Linked DNA regions of Homo sapiens: region 2 is linked to region 1. The links are chromatin loops, found by intact Hi-C in ENCODE. Cell type or tissue: ascending aorta. All regions are shown on one strand. Links, peaks and the distances in the headings refer to the core of each region. The heading gives the core; the rest is flanking DNA. Region 1 overlaps LINC00477 (long intergenic non-protein coding RNA 477). Region 2 has its middle 93 kb from the start of LINC00477.

Region 1 (11,781 bases), core at 1,875-9,874:
TTTCACACGTAGTATCTAACATAATCCAAACAATACCCCTATAAGAAAGGGCATCATAATTTGCAGTTTAAGAGGTTAAGAAGGCCAGGCACGGTGGCTCACGCTTGTAATCCCAGCACTTTGGGAGGCTGAGGTGGAGGATCACGAGGTCAGGAGATCGAGACCACTCTGACCAACATAGTGAAACCCCACCTCTACTAAAAATACAAAAATTAGCTGGGTGTGGCCGCGCATGCCTGCAATCCCAGCTACTCCAGAGGCTGAGGCACAAGAATCCCTTGAACCCAGGAGGCGGAGGGTTCAACATCCCTCCGCCTGTGGACCAACATAGCGCCACTGCACTCCAGCCTGGTGGCAGAGCAAGACTTCATTTCAAAAAAAAAAAAAAGAAAGAAAGAAAGAAAAAAAGAGGTTAAGAAAAAAAAGGAGGTAGAACCCTGTAAGTTCAGATCTCTAAATAACGTTTTGGATGAATCACAGACCTACAAATGAGATAGCCTTTCTCCTCTCCTGATTCCTTCCTGAATTCCCTCACTTCCAACAGTTTAATTGGTGTTGAAGTAAGAAAAAATGTCTTAAGCTACCAGAGAATACAAACTGCGTATCAAACTAAAGTCCGCTCATCCCTATGACTACTGTATTATTTTTAAGCTATGTACATAGGATATCATAAAAACATACAGTAGTTGAATGACATGTAGCTGAGCATCAGAGATACAATCAGGTCTTTGTTTTGGGGTGTTTTGTTTTTACTTATAATGAACTTTAAGAAATAGAAAATGAATGGACTTATACTTGTAGAATTCAATGCCACCATCACTAGTACTCCCCAAGATACATTTTTATGGCTCAATTTTGAAGGATGGTTATTTAATGGTTATTTACATGCATTCAAATTTTTCCTAATTTTGTCAATATGCTGCCCCTACTGAATGTTATCCTTAATTGCAAGTAAAATCATTAGTTGCCTATAAGGTATGATTTGAGTAGTCCTGAAAAAGTCCTCATGCATGTAAATATTTCCTCCTGGCAGCTTTCCTTGATACCTGTAATTGCAACAAGTTTATCTCTATGGAATTAGACGATCATAATAAACTGCCAAAATAACAGTAATATCATCTAGTTTGAGAATTAAACCATAATGAACTATTAGCAACTTTAAAATAATTAGCTTATGAGCCAGAGGTTAAATGGGGCAAATGAGGCAGGAATTCAGAAGGGCCCATCAAAGCAAAATGGACTGTCAAGGGCCCATCCTGAAGGTCAGGGTCCTCGCTGGTAAAGCCTTCAAAAGTCCCGTGTAGGCAGATAAAGGAGCAGGGCTTTGGAGGAAACAACCCCCCGCGAAATTCCGCTAACTCATAGTTAGCCTACCTTTGACCCTGACTCAATTTTAAAGACAAGGAAATTGAATTTGGTAAAATTTATTAAATAGTCCTACAGAAATGTCCCCATATGGCCTGGCTAAAACAAACTAAAAGTGCCTGATTGTCTGCCCTTCTACTGAGCCTTAAGCACTCCATTTCTCCCCTCTTAAATATCAAAATTCATTATATTTAAGCAAAAGGTTAGATCTTTGCTTCATATTTTTAAAAACTTCACTTTACTCCTTTATTAATGGCAACTTTTCATGCAAACGAACTCTTGGTTAATTTAAGATCTTGAAATTACTTCTCCACATCAGAAATCCCTCTCATAAATATTAGGTATGAGTGATTATTTACGTTACATCACACACACAAAGTAAACAACAAAGACCCCACTCACATTTGAGAATCATTTACTATTCCAACTCCCCAAGCTCCCCCAAATGGGAAATGGAATAACCAGACTGATCATAATTGGATTAAGAACCATAATTCTTTAATTCATTCATCAAATTGAGGCATTTGGAACAGTTTATTTACAGAGTTGTTTAGACAGTTTTGTGTGGTGTTTTTTAAGATAAACCAAAATGCCTTTCTGAAATAAGTTTCAGATCCCAAATCATTAACATATGAAAACCAAATGCAGACAATTTACAAATGGGTGTTTTAAAACAATGTTTGGAACAAAATTGGACTTTTATTTCATTAACTATCTACAAATCTAAGTTCAGGATATAGTTTATTTGAAACAGCCAAGCACTTTCTTCGCCTTTAAAATAAATCTTCATTTCTCAGACTAAAAATTTTTGACCAGTGCATGAGGGAATGCATTTGACTTCAGGCCTAGACAAATAAGTTTCCAGGTTACTCTCAAAACTCCAATTATAGCATTCTCTACCACTGAAGTTGATTGGATATTGGGTGAATCATCCAGGTTATGCCAATCAATTATATCCAACAATTATACCTGCTGGAAATCTAAACAGTATTCAACATTAGAACTCTCCGTTATTTGAAATCCAGTGTATTTTAGGAGATTAGGAAACATAAATTTTGTCCTGTAAGTTTTACTTTTTTATATAATCTGAACATACCCTCAAATCAATGATTACTTATCACTCAGAAAAAGAACAGAGCTTTTCAAGAAGGTAGTACATACTGTAAGCATTAGATCATATTTTAAACTTGCTTTGTAAGTAAAAAAAAAAAAATTCTTTAAGCATTTAAATTCATTCCTTTAACTGGAAAAGGTAAATTTAGAAATTTAAATTCTCCTTATCACTCATAACTCACCCCCACTGAGGACAACCAAAAAGATGACAACATACCTGAGTATAAACTTCACTCTTTTGCTATTTACTATTTATATACTCCACAGATAGCATCTTTCCAAGTGTATATTCATTTTTTTTCTTTTACCAAACCACGTGTCAGTCTAAACAGGATGTGCACTTACATGTATAGAACTAACTTAATTTGAATTAGCCATTGGACCTCAAATGCCTAGTTATTTACCAAACAGGTTTTGGAGTTTTGAATTCTATATACAACATGCCATTCAACCAGAACTGTTTAAGCTCAACAACAAAACTAATACAAGCTTTCCGTATTAAGAATTGAAGTTTTTCCTGTATTAAGAGTTTACACTTGCAAGTCTGTGTCAGATTGGATCAATACTACCCACTCAAAAAGGCTACAAAATGAATTTTTTTAAACCCACAGCAAGAAAAAACTGTTGATTCTTCAGGAACAAGGTTGTTAGAAGAGAGATCACTGGAAAGAAAAGGGGGAAAAAAGAAAGAATTTCAAGCAAGTATGCTACTATGTAATTAACACAAATAACTAAATAATTATGCACATCCCTTCCCACCCCCACAATTAAATGTTTTTAAACAACTCATGTGATGAAAGATCTACCTTTTAGGCAAACAAAAGCAATCCCTAGCAGTTTAAGGATTTAAGGCTGTATTGCATCAGTTTTAAGTGATGCTTATGATTTTTATCTTGTATAGTTCTGAGGAATAAACAGTTGATGGCATAATTTGCAGGAGAACTTTGCACAGTGCCTAAAAGAACTTCCACTGTAAGTACTTATGATTTTAAATCATTGTGGCTGAATTTATCTAGGCTTCTGCCTGGGAGCTATATTTAAATCAGGAAGAAGCACCCCTAGAAACTTTGTTCCATGTATCTGCATTTGAAACCAGATTCCTTCCCTATCTGAGCTAACAGCAATTCTCATACAGCTGAATTCCTTTAAAATTAGACAGATCAAAATTTAGCAGTTCTGTAAAGGCTCTAAGAAATCGTCCTCCTTTTAAATGCTATAAAAGTCAAACTTGAAAAACATTTCCGTATACTTTAAAGCCATCTGGCCCTTAACCTAATCACTCTTGGCCATCGAGCCTCACTCCCGTAATCCTGATCAAAAATTTTCCTCTGGTTTTTCTGATGGAAATGTCCATTGCCTACAAATCTCACATGTGCCTACTTCATTGGCCTGTTTGTGTCTGTGTGTGTGTTTTCAGGGTACTAGGGGCCATTATTTATGAAAAGCAAGGAAACAAATCACTGTCCAGTCCCTTTGCAGATTCCCACACTTACTGCCCCAAATCCCACAGATTTCCCTTGGTCCTGCCCTTGGCTAAAGAACTCTGCTGAGCCAGAAGGCAGTCCCTGGGGACACCTCCTTATGCCTTCCTTGACAAAGTCCTTTGGCTATCTGGGTATGTGAGGATCTCAAGTGGGTTCCAGCAAATCCCTAAACTTTTGTAAGAAAGTACAGTTGACTGCCACCCAGAGTGCCTGGACTGCCTGGCACCGAGTGTAGGGCTCTGCATATTCACAGGATTCCTCGTCTTGACCTGCTTTAGCTGAGAAGGGAACACATTAAAATGAATTCACATTCATCATCACATTCTGAATTTAGTCACAGAAACCAGCGTCTTCAGATATTCACCAGGGTCAATCTATTTATTAATATAGTCGCTTTGCAAAGTGTAGGGAAAATGACTAATAAAATATGTAAACAGTGCTTCGTGTGCATCCGATCAATACTCAACAAACTGCTGCTCTCCAACGCAAACATTTCCAAATCCAATTTGATTTCAACTCGTATAACCTCTTTTCATTGCTTCTTATTGCTGTAGCCCCAAAGTGCAAGCGAGATTTCCCAAACCCGCGCTTAAAGTGACACAACACGTGAGTGGTCTTCACTTGGTACACTGAGTGAGGTGGGGGGAAAAAGTAGTTGCAATTAGAATTAAAGCTTCCGGTCTCTGAAATCCCTAGAATCCTGAAGGATGAGACTTGTTTCAGAAATTCCGGGCGGGAGGGAGGGGGAGTGGTAGGGAGAAGGATTGCAGAAAGCGAAACAAAAAGACGAAAGAGTCGGGAGGTGGGGGTGACTAAGGTTAGGGGGTGGGCCAGGGGTCGCTCTGATATCCTAGAAGGGTTAAGGGGCTTTGTCCAACTTTTAGGGTCTGGCCTTGGACATTGGCCGCGATGCCCAGCACAGCCCAGGGTTCTCCCCGCACTCTCCTCTCGCATCAACCACCTCCACCGCCACCACTTACAAAACAATACCAGCAACAGTACGCAGGCTTCCCAACAAAAATAGAAAGTTATCCCGTCTCCGGGTCGGGGTCCAAGCCGGCGCTCCAGGGTCCCCCGGCCAGCCGCCCCCGGGGATGACAGGGCCACTCCGCGCCTCGGGCCGCCTCCCACCTCTCCGCCACCCCCAGCCCAGTCCCCCTCCCTCTGTACTTGAGGAAACTCCGGCGGCGGCCCCCTCCCTCCTCCGCGGCTCTCCAGCTGGAGCCGGGAAGGAGTGCTGAGTGGCGGGCCCGGCGAGCGGCAGAGGGGAGCTCTGCGCCTTGGAGGTCTGCCCACAACAACATCGGGACGAACAACAAAGTTAAAACGCAGCGATTCACGCACCTTACCCGGTCTCGTTAATGCCTCCTCCGGCGTGGGATGCAAAGTGGCACAGAGGCGGGCTGGGGGCCCCCGGGAGGAGACTGGAGATGGGTTTTGGTGGCTCGCCTTTTTCACTCTGTGTGTGTGTGTCTGTGTGTGTGCGTGTGTGCCGGTGTGTGTGTGTGTGCGCGCGCGTGTCCCTCTCTCTCCCCCCGTCTCTCGCTCGCCCGCTCGCTCGCGCTCCCCGTGTTGCTCTCAAGGACGAGGTGAAATCCCTTTGCTGGTCATGAGGCGGCTTCAGAGACAAACAACACAATGCGAGTGCAAATAACAAAAGGCAAAAAGACAGTAGGAACAATGGGGGAGGCGAGGGCAGCGCACCAGCCGGCGGTCACCGCGGCCCGGCGCCCGCCCCGGGGGGTGCGGCGGGGGCGGGGGGGGGGCGCGGGGGCGGTGCCGGGGGCTCCCGCTCCCTCCAGGTCGCCCCCGAGCTCCCGCAAGCCCACCCTGACCTCCTTCTTGCAGCTCGCCGCCCGGCCGCCCTCTCTATCCATCCGAAGGGAAGGAGCCCCAGAGTTTTCTTCCCCGTCTGCTGCAGAGTAACTAGATTGTAAATAACGCGGCGATTACCCACACCGTGCAGGAATTTTTTTTTTATCTGCCCTCCACTTAAAGGAGCGATAAAAATGAAATGGCAGGAGTGGAAGGAGCCAGGGAGAGCGGGATATCTCTAGATCTCGATGGAGCTCGCATCTATAAATACGCATTCATGTTTAGTCAAGTCCCTTTGTCAACTTCTTCCCGGCGCCTGAGCCTCAGCCGCTGCTCTGCGCCCAGGACCTGGCCCCTCCCGGCCCCCTAGTCCAGTGGTCAGGCGGTCGGGCCGGCAGGGAGGGCGCGCGCGGGGGGCTGCGGGGTCCGTGGAACCTTTCCGGGAGGCGAGCCGCGGGCTGCTGGGCGCGGAGGCTGGAGCCGCGAGAGGTTCGGCTGCTGAAGCGGCCACTGCCTCCCAGAGCCAGGCTCCGCGCCGCGCGTCCCCGCCGCCGCCGGCACTGTGCACCCACCTACTCCTCGGAGATTGGGGTAGGGGAAAAAAGTTTTGAGGCGCTCTCATCTCTGCCTCCGGGGTGGTTGAACTGGTTTGGTTTTGTGTTAAGCGAAGCCAAAAAAAAAAAAAAAATCACCACACACACACACACACACACACACACACACACACACAGACACACACACACACCCCAACCCAATGCCCAAGAACCAGGGAATGAAATTTAGTGATATTTAGGGAGAAATAAGGCTGGGCGCTGGGCTCCGACTCTTTCTGCCGCGACACTTGAGTGGGCGCGTGGAGCCGAGAGAGACCCTCAGAGTCCCATCCCCATCAGAAGAAACTCCGTCGGTGATGCCCTGAGCAGAAGCTGTGGGGCTGATTTAAGTGTGTGCTCTGACAGCTCCCGGGCTGCTCCGGCGCTTATCTCTTCTAATCTTACTTTCATTGACTTAAAACAGCTGCCGGTTTGCCAGGGGAAAAAAATCCTATTAAATCTCAAACCAGGGTGGGGCGGGGGCGGGGGTTCCTGACAGTGATCTTCCCAGAGCTAGTGTCCAGAAAAGAGCAGGGGGAAGGGAGAGCATTCACGGGGGTGGCTGCGTGTTGGGAAGGGGGTGATGGAAAGGGGACTAAGGAAACAATTCGAGCAACACGTTTCTTTTCCTCGCTGTAGCCTTCTCTCCTTTTGCTTTTATGCCGAGGTGCGTGTTCTCTGTCCCCATCTCTGTAATTCTCTGCAGACGCGCAACCATGGACTGCGCCGCGTCCCTGGGCACCCCCAGCATTACCCAGAGTGCAACAACACCATCAGGAGATCAATGACCAGACTCTATTTATTCTTCACGCGCCTAGAAGAGCAGGACTCCGGAGGAGCTTGGGAGCGAGGCTCGGGGCTTGGCTGTCTCTGGGCGATCTCTCCCAGACTTTTTCGGGCTGATTTCTAAACGGCAGTTAGTAAGCAAATGTAATTTCTCAATGCATGCCACACATACCAATCACAATATATTCACCTAGGAAAGTGAGACATCCTTTCTACCCCTTTCCACCCTTGGTAGATTTGTTTCTGGAGGTGGGTTGCTAATACCTGAGATTTTACACTTGTCAAGGGCGGAAACTTTCCCGGGTGTTTGATGATTGATTATGTGGTACCTGTTTTCTAAAAACGGCTAAACACCTTTCCCTGGAACAAAAGTGAGAAATGTAAATCTTAATAACTCAAGGCAAAAATTTCAAAGTGTAAGCACAGCTATTATCCACTCCCACAAAGAAAAGCTTCCTCTTACACAAATATTTGATAGCATAGAGCCCAGTAATTAAGAGAACAATCAAATAAGCTCAGGGCTTTCGTGGGGACTTTAAATTATCATCTGCCTAGAATTTATAAGCAGTGCAATCATTTGCTGCTTGGATATAACTCTGGATATGGCAATCTAAATGTCCATCCTTAAGCAATTTTACTATGTGTTCCTAAGTATTTAATGAGAGAGATGGATAATAATAATATTCAAATTGCTGGTTCAATGTAGCTTCATCAACTGTGTGAAAAAATTGTGTGTGTGTGTGCATGAAACACATTTCCTATATGTTTCCTTTCCTTACATTTTCTCTACCATGCAAGTTTCACATCAGAGCCACTTGCACATATGGCATAAGAATTCGTTGATGATCGTACTCCACCTTAAATTTAAGTGTTACTTTTATTCTAAGAGTTCCCAGTGTATGTTGAATGGTTTCTTCTCTTTTTGTTGTTGTTGTTGTTGTCGTTGTTGTTGTTTGTTGAATGGTTTATTCTCATAGTACATATGTAGTTGCTTTACAAAGTTAGCTATTACTATGTCAGGCCCAGTTCCTTAAATACTGTGCAAGAAGCAAACAGGGCCCAACTACAAAACAAGTTGCCTCTCGCTACTACTTATATGAACATACTTAACGTTTGAAAAGGGATTGTCATTTACAGTGAACATCTGCTGGGTCGTAATCCCTTTCTCTCAGACAACACCCAGGGAAGAAAAAGTCTTCTGGCACCTGACCAGTAGGTTACGAACCTACCTGCTTGGCCTAACCCCACCAAGCAAAGCAGTGCCACCTCCGCAGATTTTCAGCCTCTACTGCTTCTTGAGTGTAACCGTTTCTGGGGCCACTAGGCTTCCTACTGGCAGAAGAAGGGAAGCCAGAGGGAGAGAAGGCACAAAGTTCCAAAACTGCCTAGTGAGATACTGGTGAAACTTGAATTACACCAATCTCTTTCCTCCTTTCGTTCCTACAGGCAGCATAACTTCCAACCACATATAGTTATTGAAACCACATGCCCTTAAGACTAAACCATGATCATTATACAGCAACAGCATAGCTGATCAAAAACTTCCAGTGGGATGTTTGTTTGTGTTGGGCTTAAAAAAAAAATACCCTAATTTGTAGCGGGACTGACACATTAAAGATCAGCGTTTCCATTTATTAAGCATTTGCTATGTACCAGGATGTTGGCCAAATGCTTTTTTAAAAATGTATTTTGTGTCTCCTTCTCACCACAAACTTGCAAGAAATTTTACATCCCTGTTCTTCAGATGAGAAAACTAAAGCTCAGAAAGGTTAAATGACTTGTCCAAGACCATGCAGTTTTTAAGTGATTGACCCAGGATGCAAATCCATTGTCCAGTGTCATGCTTGAGCTTTTTCACTTCACCTTGATGCCATGTACATGTTATATTAGGGCCAGTTTTCAGTGGCAAGTATTATTTCATTAAATAGATAGATATAAAATATCAAATGTATACTATGTTCATGCCAGTCATCAGCTATGTTGGTATCCACACTCGTGTTGGTCATTAGATAACTGAAATTTCCAAGAAAATCGAAATGTGCTATACATGGAGTGTACGTGTGTGTGTGTGCGTGTGTATGTATATATATGACATTTATATATATTTTATGTGTATGAAATTGTCTTATTTTGGAGGCAAGGCGATTATGTATTATATATATATATACATATGTATGTATCCATATGATGTATATAAAAATGCATACAATATATTGTTAAGTAGCTACAATTTTTGAATTCCTATCATTTTACAGGCATTGTTCTAGGTGTTTTATGTATATAAACGTATTTAATCCTCACAGCCACTCCATGAGGTACATAATTTTATTGTATCATTTTACAGATAAGGAAACTGAAGCACTGAGAGGTTATGTAACTAACTTGCCCGAGGTTATACGAATAGCAGGTGAAAGAGCCTGGCTTCAAACCCAGGTAATCTGGCTTCCAGACCCATTCCCTAACCACTCCGCTATACTGCCTTTCAATATATGCACCCAGATGTATACATAATATGCATACATAAATTTATGGGCAGATATATACCATATGCAGCTCTCAAAATATGGGGGAAATAAAAGCATATAACTGACCTCTGTATCATTTCCATCATCATATTCTAGTTGCCTCCCAAGGCAACAAGAAATATTATTGATAGGAGAGGGCTTTACACTGCCCACAGTATTCAAGATTCTCTAATAAGTTTTGAGTCCATCTCAATCCCTCCAACGTATTTGGAGATATTCATGGACTGCTAGGAGATATTAGGAGTATACAATGTTTGACCTTAGCCTATTTTCATAAGGCTCATTTTGAATTTATTCGGTCATATACATTAAAAATAGCAGAGACAAGTTACTTGGGAATCCTAAAGAAGAAAGAGGGATCTTAATAAGTATGAAATCCTGTGACGGCTGGGCGCGGTCGCTCATGGCTGTAATCCCAGCACTTTGGGAGGCTGAGGCGGGTGGATCCCGAGGTCAGGAGTTCGAGACCAGTTTGGCCAACACAGTGAAATCCCATCTCTACTAAAAATACAGAAAATTAGTTAGGTGTGGTGGCGGGCGCCTAAAATCCCAGCTACTCAGGAGGCTGAGGCAGGAGAATCGCGTGAACCAGGGAGGCGGATGTTGCAGTGAGCCGAGATCACACCATTGCACTCCAGCCCTGGCAATAGTGTGAGACTCGGTCTCAAAAAAAAAAAAAAAAAAAAAAAAAAAATCCTGTGACATAGGAGATAGAGGGAAATTTAGGTGATACAAGAGACCAAATATGTCATCTTAATGGTTATGAATTATCCATTTTTATATTTTTCTAAATTAGGGTAGTTTGTCAACCCTTACTCTGTTAGTAAGAGAGTAACATATAACGTTACGATGTCAATTTTAAGTTTAGCAGTTATGGGCCCAAACACTGATACCCTTCAAAGGAACCTTAAAATACTTTTTTATAAGAGTCCCCGATGAGACAGGTTTATTTACCTGTCTCGTCAAATGCAATGTCCATATCAAATTTTGAAAGTGAGCTTCTCAAAACCAGCCAGTGTTGAAAAAGTATTTTGAGATCTTCTTCTCTTGCTCCTTCTCTTCTAAAATATTTAAGGGATTATCTAAGGAAGGAGAAATAACTGACAATAATCTTCCTTGGGCATTCTTAATCCCCATAACATCTGAGATATAGACATCGAAACTATTAACTTTCCTGGGTCTACTGTACCTCTTCGGAAAAACTGAAAAAGGCACCCTATACCTAACAGATGCCACACATTAAGCTCTTACTGAAAAAAACAAAACAAAACAAAACAAAACTTTTAAAGCCCTATTACAGATACATATGTTTTCATTTAAAAACTACTATGAAATCGAGTGTTCTTTTATTTAAACATCCCCCTGTGGTTCTACAAATTAAGGATCGGTAGTACTATATTAACAACGGAGAGCCAAAACCAACTGAACTGGTGAAAAACAGTTGGTAAAACTGCCAACACTGGTTTTGTTGCCGACGTTGACTGAAATGGGAGGCAGCATATATACTAAAGAATGAATTCTAGTTTTTAAAACTTTCCGATTTTTGTATGCATTTAGAAGAAACTCCTCTTTAGCCACAGTTTTGAAAAGTGGAAATAATGTATAAAACCCAGATACTTTGCACAACCAAAACCACAGTCACATTGCTCTTATTATAAGTGAAAAGTGTTTATTACTCTGATTGTTAAATTTTTTCCTTCCTGGGAGAAAAACCAGACGGAAAAACAAAATTGGTTCTATTCAAGTGAAACAACACACAGTCGCCACATCTTGTCTCTTAATTTACTGGTTTTCAGTTCTACTTCTTTCCTTTAATTTAAAAAAATGAGTATATAATGTGGGGGAAGTAGTTTTACACGTGTACTTTTTTTCAATATGTGCATTTGTTTCAGACTTAGCTTACACAATATATTCTGTGTTCTCAGTTGCTATAAAATGTTATCATAAATATATAGAGGAGGTTTATATGCAATGAGATACCTTGATTTTATTTATAAAGAAAAGAGGAATGATTCATATGCTTCGCTGCTTCAAAACTGGTAACAGAACTAATTGTCAAGCAGGGAAATAATATTTTAAGCTTGGGTCCCAGTAGGGTTT
Region 2 (11,781 bases), core at 1,508-9,507, 72 kb before region 1:
ATTCAGAGCGGTCAGAAACTCTGAGGGCTAGAAAGATAAAAAGTTGATCCAGGAGTTGGAATTTAAGGGAGGATTTACAAGGTTCGGACAGATGGAGAAAGGAATAAGAGTATTTAGGTATTAGGAAAATGGTCTGCACAGAAAAGTGGAGATGGGCTCAAGCAAAATAGAAGAAGGAAACACAAGTTATTCAACAGAACACTAAGAATATATCACAGCAGAACAAAGCCGGTAAAATGTGAATACCGCATCCCAACAAATAATAATGAAAACATAGGCCAGATGATTAAAATAACATTTGGAGGATTCTCAGCTTCAACTTATATAAATAATTGCAAGATTTTTCTAGCCTTGATAATCAAACTTCTATCTTGGAAGCTATTAAAAATAACTTTACCAGTATTTCAGATTAGGATATGAGTAGCTTAGAACTGGCATTAAAAGCACAGAATTGTCCAAACAAATTGTGAAAAACGAATTGTTCAAGAGTTAAAAAACATTTTAGTGATGTACGGGAAAATGACTCGACCAGAAAGGCTCCAATTCGCAGTTTCTCTGCCTTTGGCTTTCTGCGTGGCAACTACTCTGTAACTGGTTTTCTTTTATCTGTAAAATGCTTACAATAACAAGTACCCTTCCCATTTGTTGTGATGACTAGGAAAAAAAAATGTATCTAAAGAGCACCTAGAAATAAATGTCTGGTATCTAATAGTTATCAATAATTGGTAACTATTACTATTATGTACTTTTCCACAGTAAGGCCTATAATATGATTAAAAATGTTTTTATCATCCCTCCCCTCAACCCTAAAATGCTTGTCTTCCTTTTTCCATCTGACAAAAACATGTGGGTCTTTCAAGCAGCCACATTTTACACATATTCAGTACATGCCTCCTGCCAATATTTTTTTCCCTGTAGGCCTTTTCAATTTTTATAAATGTTTTGAGATGCAACATATATAAAAGATAAACTGCCAATCCATATACCTTTCTGTTGTTGTTGTTGTTGCTGCTGCTGCTGTTGAGACAGGGTATCTGTTGCCCAGGCTGGAATGCAGTGGTTCCATCATAGTTCACTGCAGCCTCAATCTCCTAGGCCCAAGCCATCCTCCCACCTCAGTCTTCCAAGTAACTGGAACTACAGGCACTAATTTTTAATTTTTTTTGTAGAGACAGGGTCTTTCTGCGTTGCCCAGGCCAGTCTCGAACTCCTGGCCTTAAGCGATCCTCCCACCTTGGCTTCCCAAAGTGCTGGGATTATAGACATAAGCCACTGCACCTGGCCCCCTATGCCTTCAGTAGATAATGTGAAACTCAAGGATCTCAAAACCTGAAGACTTACAAGTAACCTGGTCCAGCCACTACCCGAAGTGTGAGTTTCTTCTCTACCATCCCACCAAGTAATTAAATTTGCCTGTGTGGAGTACGTCCAGGAAGGGCACTCTTTCTGATTAAAGCCAACTCCAATCTGAAGCAGTTACAATGGGAGACTCTTCCTTTGACTGAGCCCACTATACCTGACTCCCTCTAAAAACTGCATAAGAAAGAAATCTAGGTACACTTATGTCCACAACTCTTTCCCATTTGGGAGGTACCTTGTCCCCTCTGGCCTCTCTTCTCGATCTTTCTCAAGCCCCCTCATCATTCTGGTCATTATCCCCTATAATCCTTTAAAGCTATGACTTAAAGCTAGTTAAAAATAAGACTCATAGAATGTAACAGAGTAGTTTCAGGCCCACATCAGCAATATAGCTCTTTTTCTAGATGTTCAACTTCTGTTAATGTGACCCAACATCATTCTAGTTTCAGGCACAGCCTAAGCAATGTTACCAACACCACAATGTTAACATGTACTGAGTCCCTTAAAACCATTAAACTCTTTCTTTCCCTTGTAATATGAGGAAATCACTTCTTCAACATCTCCATGTGTGTAGACTTGATGTTGATCCCAGTAGCAACTCCCCCCAGCTGAGATGAATTTGCACCCTGATACTGGTAAACAACACACTGCTCATTTATTCCAGGCTGGTAGGGTCTTCAAACGTGCTCATTCTACCAGCTCATGGGGAGAGTGAGTTATATATTATGGTCAGGGACACAGCCTTCTAGCAAGACACTAGAAGTTTTCACTATTATATCAATCCACGGAGCCAGTGTTCTCTGTCTCTAATGTTAAATAATTCTAAAGAATATTTAAACTTCTGATATGCTAAAATGAAAATTTGATCAAAGAAGTTAATATAAAGCTTTTCACTGAACATCCTAGCTCCCTGCACCCCACTATATCTGTGAATTAGTCTTTGAAAACACTGTAGATTTCCAAATAATCCAGAATTAGAACCAATAGATTTATGTCTCATTTCATTTATCTGACAACAAAAGTTAAATTTAAAAGCTTAGGAAAATGTTTCTTTATAAGTTTTCCAAACTAAACTACATTATATTTTCTAAATATCATCAATGCTTCTTTTATAAAAACCAAAAGGTAAATATCATAAGGGGACTGTATACAGGAGAGACTGGCTCAACAGGATATTTTATGGATATTCATTGACAGGCATGAGGAGGCTGGATTTGCAAGAGGACAAAATTTTTCCCTAATATTATTTGAATATGTTAAATAGCTCATTTCTTCATTTTAAAAATATGCAAGTTAAAATCCCCCTTAAGACTCCATTTAAGACAGAGCTATTCCAGAGCAACAAAAATTACCTCTATTTAGCTGACATTCAACTTTTGGAGATATTTCTCCCAAGAAAAGACAGTGAATATTGAACTGTGGAGCTCATTCAAAGAGGTTGTCATCACCACAACTTCTGCCTGTTTTACTAAAGACCCAGCTGCCAGAAGATGAGTAAGTGCCTCTACCATCAGGTTCATAGTACCCAGTGTCCTCTTTTTTTTTTCCCCAAAGACAAAAACTTTCAATAGAATTTTAGAGTTCAGACAACGCAAGGATTCAGTACGTTTCAAACCCAAGGAACAGAAGATAAGGGTAGAGTTCTCATCTCTCTTCCGTAGCAGGATTGGGGAACACCTTTATCACCCAACTGAAACACAGTAGAGGAAAACTATATGACTATTATTTCCCTGGAGCAAAATTAAAACAGTTTTTCATTTGTTAAACTGTCAAAAGATGTGGGCTTTTAAAAAGAGAAAAAAATGCTGACAGTTGAATGAATCATCATGGATCTATTCAAGTGTGACTTAAAATGTTTGCTTTTACTTAAGGTTAAAAAAAATTATTCAACTCTTTATACTATAGGCCATGTCCTATTATTTATTTGTTACCATGAGTTGCCAGGTTCCCAGATACAATGCATGTCTGATCAACATGTTGCAAAAAGATCTACAAAGCAGGGTGTGGTAACTCACCCCTGTAATCCCAGCGCTTTGAGAGGCCAAGGCAGGAGGATTGCTTGAGGCCGGGATTCAAGATCAGCCTGGGCAACATAACAAGACCCTGTCTCTCCAAAAAAATAAATTAGCTGGGTGTGGTGGTGTGTGCCTGTAGTCCCAGCTACTTGAGGGGCTGAGGCCAGAGAGATTGCTCAAACCCAGGAGTTCAAGGCTACAGTGAACTATGATGGCACCACTGCACTCTAGCCTGCATGACAGAGTGAGATCCTGTCTCAGAAAAAAAATCTACAAAATATTACTCAATCTGCAGTAGCTGGATCTGACTAGAAATTTTCACATTTAATTTTGAAGATGTTCAATATCTAATCTTTTATTTTGTCCTAAGTAATAAGTGTAAGTATTTTAAAATCCTCCTGAAACCCCAACCCCACTCTTACCCAGACTCTTAAAACCATCCAGTCTAGATAATCAAAGCCAGATTGTCTTCTGAAGCATGAAGGTGATGTTAGGTGATTTCCATTAAGCAGAATTATCCTAAATCTACACGGCATCCACAAAGCATCACAAGTTAATTTTAATACCTTAGAGATTTCAAGGATTCTATATTTTTAAAATATTGTAATAGAAAGTTAAAGACGGATGGAATGATGTCCCAGAAAACTATATTTATTGTGCTAATGCACCATTTGTCTTCTAGGCAAGCAACTAAAGGTCATTTGTTCTTCATGGCAAGGGTTGAAAATAGTTTGCATTGAAGGTCTAACTTACGGGACCAATGTGAAACCCCTCAGGCCTAAAGTGACCTTTTTATGCCAACACACACGTCCAAATCTCTTAAAGAGGCAAGCAGTGATGTTTGCACTCAGATTTTCAGTTACTTCAACTCTCTTTTCCTAAATGACTCTGATGGAGAAATTGGAATCATTTGCTTCATGTAGATTTCAGTATACTTGTTCAACTATCAGAGCCAGGTATCAGAGTCAAATATTGGACTGAAGAGGGGGCAAGTTTCCAAGCCTACATTTGCCAAATGAGAGGGAGAGTGTGGGAGAGAGAGGCACGTGGTGAAATCTGTTTGGGAGTGGGAGCTTGCTTCCTTTCCCTGGGGGTCTAAGTGGACTTGCGGGAGGCTGTTCAGTTATCCCACAGCTGTGCCTGGAAGAAACCCAAGGCCCAGAGAGAGCATGCCTTCTTCAGAAGAGTAAGGATCTGAAGAAAGAAGAATAAAGAGAGAAGGAGATAAGGCCTACAATTAAGGTTGATGGCGATTTCACTTGACAAAAATCTTCATGCTTCCAAATAGCCAGGAACTTTAGGAATTCTTGCCCCAGATCACTTAATAAAAAGAATTGTTGAGCAGTGGAAAAGTTGCCATCTTCAGTTACATCTATCCCCTTAACACATACCCGTTTTCAGGTGGCAAGTTGGCCATATTCCTGCCATCCCAAGGCAGGGCAGCAGCACATCCCTTATCAGCAAACAAGGCTCTGATGGCTACAAAGGGGTGTATGCTTTAACTTTCTCTTCCACATCAGCTGGGGCTGACTTTTCTCTCAGGCTTTGCTAACTACACGTTGGGATTCCTGCCTGAGAAACGTAGTCCAGAACTGCACCCAAAACATTGTCTAACTTTTAATGTGGTGTTTAAAGACACCTACTTTCTAGTTCACTCACTACTGCCCACAGATACAGAAGGCAAAATCAGCGTAGAAGCCCTCACAGCAAACCTCTCTTGGGTTCACAAGTCTTACTGCAGTGGATGGCAGACTTCATACATTCAGCGCACTGCTTTGCCACATTTGGGTGATAAAACAATGACACAGAACAGATGCTGCAATGAAGAGAGGAGAGACCATTTGTTCTATAACTCAGCTTTCTTTTGGTTACATAGTCTGTCATTATGCAGAGCAAGAAAAGTATCCATGGCACCTAGAACAGATTCAGATTTTAGTTTGAACTTGTACGGAGTTCTTAATCAAAGAAAAGAATTGTGTCTTGGAATTTTGCCTTGTGATTTCCCAAGATTGTTCTCAAGATGGGCATTGAACAGTCAGGGGTAAAAAAGGAAATAGATTGCTTTTATAGTACTTTTCATATCATTTTCCTTCTATTTACAATAAAGTAAATGAGGCTGTTACTCTTTTTTACAAAGCATTTTCTTTAAAGATGACCGTTAGTACCATGCAAGCACATTTTGAAACAGGTATGAAACCAGTGTGCCCAACTGTGGCTGAAACCCAAACAGCAATTTTTTTCCACTTACACAGGAAAATTCAGGAAAAAAAAAATGGTTACATGGGCAGCTCACAGTTTCTTTTGGAATGCTTTCATGGAAATTCAGGCTGTATTTGATACACACACCATATTTTTTTTAATGGTGTTGTGTGGGTGGGTTGGAGGCACATGAAGAGCTCCAAAATCCATATAAATATCCAAAACCAGAATGGAGAAACTCTCTCATTTCCTTGTTATTGTCTATTGCTCATTTGCTAACTGTTACTTGAAGCATGATACTCTAATATTCCTTTTATGCCTCTTTTAAACTTAAACATTATAACACCAGGCCTCTAAAACACATGGCTAAAAAATGATATCACCCCCTCAGAAAGATTTTTAAAATAACAAAATACCAAAAGAGCTGCCATATTCAAAATAAGAGGTGAGGCAGGCTTACCCCCATTCCTTTTATCCCAAAGCCAAGCAAGATAGACAAACCAACCAACTAACAAAAACCCACTATCTCTTTCTTTCTTTCTTTCCTTCTTTCTTTCTTTCTGTCTTCATGCCAGGGTGGCTGCCTGGGTGGTAGCCATTCATGCTGGCTTGTGTGTGCTTGGAGTGAAGGGCCTAGTTAATGGGAAAATTACAGATGACTTTGTATGGTGGGTTCTGTGATTTACATTTGTGGTAAAACCCAAGGCAACTTATCTGTAACTCTGACTTGAATTGAGCCCTTACATGGAAATTTTTCCTGCTTGTGGCAGTACCTAAAACCAGCTTTCTGGGAAGGGCTCAAGATCCTACTCTTCCTAGAGCAGCCTTTGCCAGGGTATTTTAACCTCTTTTACTATACCAATCATGATAGTCCTGAACATCCCTCTCACACCTATCAACCAAAGAAATGTTCACTAGAGTCACTTGCTAGTGTTTGGTCAAAAAAAAAAAATTCTCAACCTATGTAAAATGATAAATTATGGATTTCAAATGTTAGAAATCATATTTGAACCAAACTTTTTAAAGTAAAAATGCAAAAAAAGTCCTTTGAAGTACAGAGGTAACTAAAGCATATTAAATGGACCAATACAGCAAACCATAAACAAGAACAAGGAGATAAAAAAATGAGGGGAAAAAGGAATGAATATATCAAGTCCTGATAAACACTGGGTTCACATTTGAAATCCAAGACTATCTACTGCACTTAACCAGTGCACCAAAAGTATGTATGTAGTGGAACTCAGTCTATCTTTCTTAGACTGTTCTTCCTCATGGCAAAGGAAAACACTTTATTTTTTACTGTTGTAGGAATATGCCGTTTCACACTCCAAGCAGAGTTGTTTTTTTGGTTTTGTTTTGTTTTGTTTTTTTAAGGTAAACTACGAGCCAGCAGGTTGCCACATGTTCAGAATGCATTTGCTGAATTAGGAACCCAAGATCTTCACTCCATTTAATTGCTTTGAGACAATAAAGTATAAACAACTTTGGTTAAAGCAAGAGCTACAAGCAGACACACATACATTCTCACCCACCTTTTGGTCCTAATAAAATCTTTAAGCTTGGTAACCTTACTCAAACTAATCAAAAGAGGAAGGAAGCATGGCCATCTGTCTCCCCTTCATATTCGCCTGTTAGCTTTGTACCTTTCAAACTGGTTAAAAAGGATTTCATAATCCAAAGTTCAAGGGTAGTACCAACGAAAGCTCAACAACAGAAATAGCTGTTGATTTTGGTAACTAAAAGTCAGGGAATAAAATGGCTTCTGATTGATTGTTTAGCCTCATTCCCCCAATTTAAAGGTCCCTGAAAAGTCTCACCTTCTTTGGTGTGAAGCAAAAATAACTATTTTCCCCCAAGAGGAAATATTGTGCCTAAATTAATGTAAATTGCATACTATGATACTTCTATCTTGGGAAGTTCAGTAAAACATGACTATTGCAAAGAAGGGAGGGTAAGGTTCTAGACAATAAGGCACAATACCAATAATGATCCTGAAATGATGAAAAGCAATCATTTCATAGACTTCACTAAAGTTGCTTTGAAAAGTCAATGATTCAATCCCCTCAAGTATTAATAGAAACAGAGACTTGGGGTTATAATAGACACTTGAGGCCATCTTGTCATTGGCAAGAGATGCTAAACAATGTTACCATGCCTGAATTACTTCTTAGAGTCTACAAGTGATACTTACGTATTTTGTTCTTGATACTTCTGATGAAAATTGGCCTTTTATGAAAGAATGGGCTGTGAAATAGTTTAGATTCATTGTTACATATAAGGTCTCAGGTGTTAGGTTTCAGATGTGAAATTTTGAGTGTGTATTAAAATTTTTTTAAGAAAAAAATAAATTCCAATAAGAAAATTCAAACATATATAAATGCCACTAAGCCTTTTGATGACTTCTTCAGTTTTTCTGCTCCAGTAAACAAAATATTTTAATTGCCATGAGCACCCCTGATAATATAACCTGGTCTTTCCCAGTACTCAAGCCCTTTATCTATTTTACAAGCTGGTTTACCAAAAGGGCAAGGTTTCCTGAAGGAATCTCATCTCTTGTTAAGAGTATTTTTTTTTAATCAGACTTTGTGAGGCCTGCCTATTTTAAAGCTCCCAACAAATGATATCCTTTTCATACTATGGGATTTTATTTATGGGTGGGAGATCAAAAGTCTCTTACCAGTTTTTTCTACTGCGCAAATTTGAAATCGCTGGTTAAAAATCAGTGTCAACAGTATTCAAAATATTCAAAACTGTCAAGATCACTGAAAACAAGCAAAGTCTGAGAAACCTAGGAGATATGATATTAAATGTAATGTGGTATCATGAATGGGATTCTGGAACATAAAATAAAAAGAAGTAAAAACTAAGGAAATTAGAATAAAGTATGGACTTTAATACTAATGTATTAAAACTGGTTCATTAATTGTAATGTAATTCATGTATTACAGTAATGTAAAATGTTAATAATAGAGAAAACTGGATATCAGGTATGTAGGAGCTCTTTGTACTGCAACTTTTCTGTAAATGTAAGACTCTCTGAAATAAAAAGTTTGTTTTGGCCGGGTGCGGTGGCTCACGCCTGTAATCCTAGCACTTTGGGAGGCCGAGGCAGGAGGATCACAAGGTCAGGAGATCGAGACCATCCTGGCTAACACAGTGAAACCCCGTCTCTACTAAAAATACAAAAAATTAGCCGGGTGTGGTGGTGGGTGCCTGTAGTCCCAGCTACTCGGGAGGCTGAGGCAGGAGAATGGTGTGAACCCAGGAGGCGGAGCTTGCCCTGAGCGGAGATTGCACCACTGCACTCCAGCCTGGGTGACAGAGCAAGACTCCATCTCAAAAAAAAAAAAAATAGTTTGTTTTTAAAAAGTCAGTATAGTGTTTATAAAAAATCAGTAAAAAGCCAGTGATACATTGACTTTTTAAAAGCAGAAGTACTTGCATCAATTGATCACTTCCTCAATGATCGAATGTATTGGATGATGTGAAATAACTGAAAAGTACACAGCTCTTTTGAAATAATGATATCTATTGAGATTCCCTGTCCACAGTGAAAATAACTTCAGGATTTTCAGCCTTACAAAAGGATAGAAAATGTCTGGGTAAATCACACTGACGTGTAGAACATATACATAGGGTGTCTAGGTATGGAAGTAACTCCATACACTTTCGTTCCCCCTACAGCAGACAGGACTGGGCAGGTAATAAGAAAATATAAATAGCTCCTCTTGCACCTATAAAGAATATAAAGGCAAGATAACTATGGGACCTGATGGTTTACTGCTCCCTGATGATCAGTTGCCAGGGCAAGAAACTGGAAAATGTTTTCTAATGCAGGCCATCCAACAAAAAGGACAGCAAATAATAATACCTTTGAAAATTTCAAAGTGCTTCCCATTTATTATCTCATTGTATCCTTATAACAACAGTATGAAACAGATAGCATAGTTTATTATTATCATAGTTCATGGCAAAAACTAAGATATGGAAAGGTTACAAAACTTAGCTGAAGTCACACCATAAGTGACTGAATTCCAACGAGCATTCAACTTTCACAACTTCAACCCCCACCTTTACTCTTCCCTGGAAGTAATGTGGTTTCAAGAAAATAATTTTGTGCTGATGTAAATGTTGTGTTTCAGAGTGTAAGGCATAACATTCTAAGTATAAGTCTATGTAAGGCAGTTCCAAAGTGCCATGATTCCCCTTAAAACGAACTACTAATGAAATGAGAAGGGTATGGCAGCATTAAAGAAATTTGATTACTCTTTTCCTCACTATCAATGTAATGAAAAAAAAAATACCCCCAAAAAACAGCATTACAGAATTAACTACAAAATTGCTCATAGAATTCAACAAATTTATCGCAAAATATAGACAACTGGGGTGCCAATTAGGGTTGGATCTGATGACTGAATGTTGTATCATCTTAGCCTTAAAAAGGTAATTTTTTTCTCTGATACCATGATAGCATGGCAATTTGGAGTACTCATTGCTAATCTATCAACTATAACTACTTTTGTTATAAATTTGTTCACAGAAGAGTTAAAATCCATCTTGTTTTCAATGAACCATTGTCAAATTAAGGACATCTAGTTATACCCTGATGTTTACTCAAGAAACAGTGAAATTTACTTCTTCAATTTGGCTACAACTACAGAACTATCAGAGTAATATATCATTCAACAACTATCTATTGAGTATCTGTTATGGCCCCTGCAGCACAGTATGGACCAAATATAAGTAAGATATGGATCCAGTGTGTTAGAAACTTAATCTAATCAAAGAGAACCAGTATGAAGTAGGTTCAGAATCAGAGGACATGAAAGGGAAATGAGCAACTTTCTGGTTCTTATTCTTTTTCCTTTCAGCAATTAGAACTACAAAGAGCCCAAAAGGTATGTAAAGTATTAGAAGACTTATTCAGAAAAGATTTTCACAAGATGATCCTTAGGAACTCAATTTCGGAGAATTCAACAATGTTGCATTGCAAAGTATCAACCAATAACAAATCTGGATGTTGATTTCTTTTCCATTTGAGTGAACACTTGAGAACAATGGTTTCTCGTAGGTCAGCCTCCAAAACAACAACATCAAACAGATACACGCCATTTCTGGTTTAGGTTCAAGGGTCTGATTAAAGAAAGCGTTTTAAGTTGTGAAGTGTATTTTATGACATACCAACATGTAAAATTGCACCACTTATGAATAACTACTTATTAACTAATGAAACAAGAGAAGGTGTATATTTGAGAATAAAAATCAAAAGAACCACAAGGATGGGGGAGGGTGTGGTACGCAAGGAATGCAGATCTCCATCTAGAGCTCAGTTCCGAGAGAGTCCTTTCCTAGCAGAGGCAAAGATGAGGTTGGGATTTTTGACTCTGGATAATTTCTTAGTGTTATAAATCACTCCAGATTTCTAAACTATACTGAGAATAAATAAGAAGTGATTCCATGACTTTATTTTATGACAATAAATTCAGTTGAATGTGCCACAGTGATCTAAACTGTTCAAGGCAGAACAACTTTGAAACACTCTAATCTCATAACTAAACAGAGTTGAAGAACAGTAGTCTCTATACTCCCCGATCCAAAAAGTGGGGGTTGAAGGGGTGGAATTCCAGAACCTTAGTAACTACAACTTCTGCTCATTTTCAAGCAACTCCTACACAAGCAAAAATACCTATAAAGAAGAGTAACGCCTAAACATCAAGAGGTTACTTAGAGTTTACTCAAACTTTTTGGAAAAGCCAAATTGGGCTACAAATCCCTGGAGACATAGTTTGCCTCTGTTCTTTTTGGCTTTCACTCCATGAAAAGAACAATAATTAGAGAAAGTGTCATTGACTTAAAAATGTCATTTTTTAGTTGAAAATTAAAACACTTCCCCCAAATTCTTCCTTAGCATCCCCAAATTATCCAACTTCACTCTTAGGTCTAAGGAAGTGAAAATTCCAGGTATTTTGACTGTCTGGCTCAGCTTACCCTAACTTCGCAATTTCCAGGTAACTTATGTAATGTTACTGGGAGTAGCAGAAGAGAAACAAAACAACTATACAAAAAAGCCTAGAGGGATTTTTCTATTTGGCTGGTTAAAATGTTCAGAATTATTTAAGAGTTGGAAAAGAAACAATAAACCACACCCTCAATGGGCTCTAGTCTGAATTCCACCATTCGTTTATACCGTGTTTTCCAATCCAAGATT

Evidence for each region. Peaks named below come from ENCODE experiments on the same cell type or tissue, not always from the same donor. Only the 100,000 strongest peaks of a DNase experiment are listed, where the experiment ranks them.
Region 2: a loop joins it to region 1, with 3 times the contacts of the local background. A loop is called at or near these places in 6 of 110 quality-filtered maps.

Annotation. Positions count from the first base shown.
Region 1 is chr12:24,557,027-24,568,807 of GRCh38, forward strand. LINC00477 (long intergenic non-protein coding RNA 477) reads right to left here. Exons shown (of 4, transcript NR_029451.2): 3 at 10,636-10,763; 4 at 9,938-10,182. It also overlaps a transcript of SOX5 not described here. Among named protein-coding and RNA genes, the nearest start is that of LINC00477, 21 kb to the right of the region's middle. In ascending aorta, for the core only: no CTCF peak of the experiment used is centred there; DNase peaks (open chromatin) are centred at 4,076, 5,195, 5,855, 6,205 and 1 weaker place; H3K4me3 peaks cover 4,716 bases; H3K27ac peaks cover 5,381 bases.
Region 2 is chr12:24,484,953-24,496,733 of GRCh38, forward strand. It overlaps a transcript of SOX5 not described here. Among named protein-coding and RNA genes, the nearest start is that of LINC00477, 93 kb to the right of the region's middle. In ascending aorta, for the core only: no CTCF peak of the experiment used is centred there; no DNase peak of the experiment used is centred there; H3K27ac peaks cover 2,815 bases.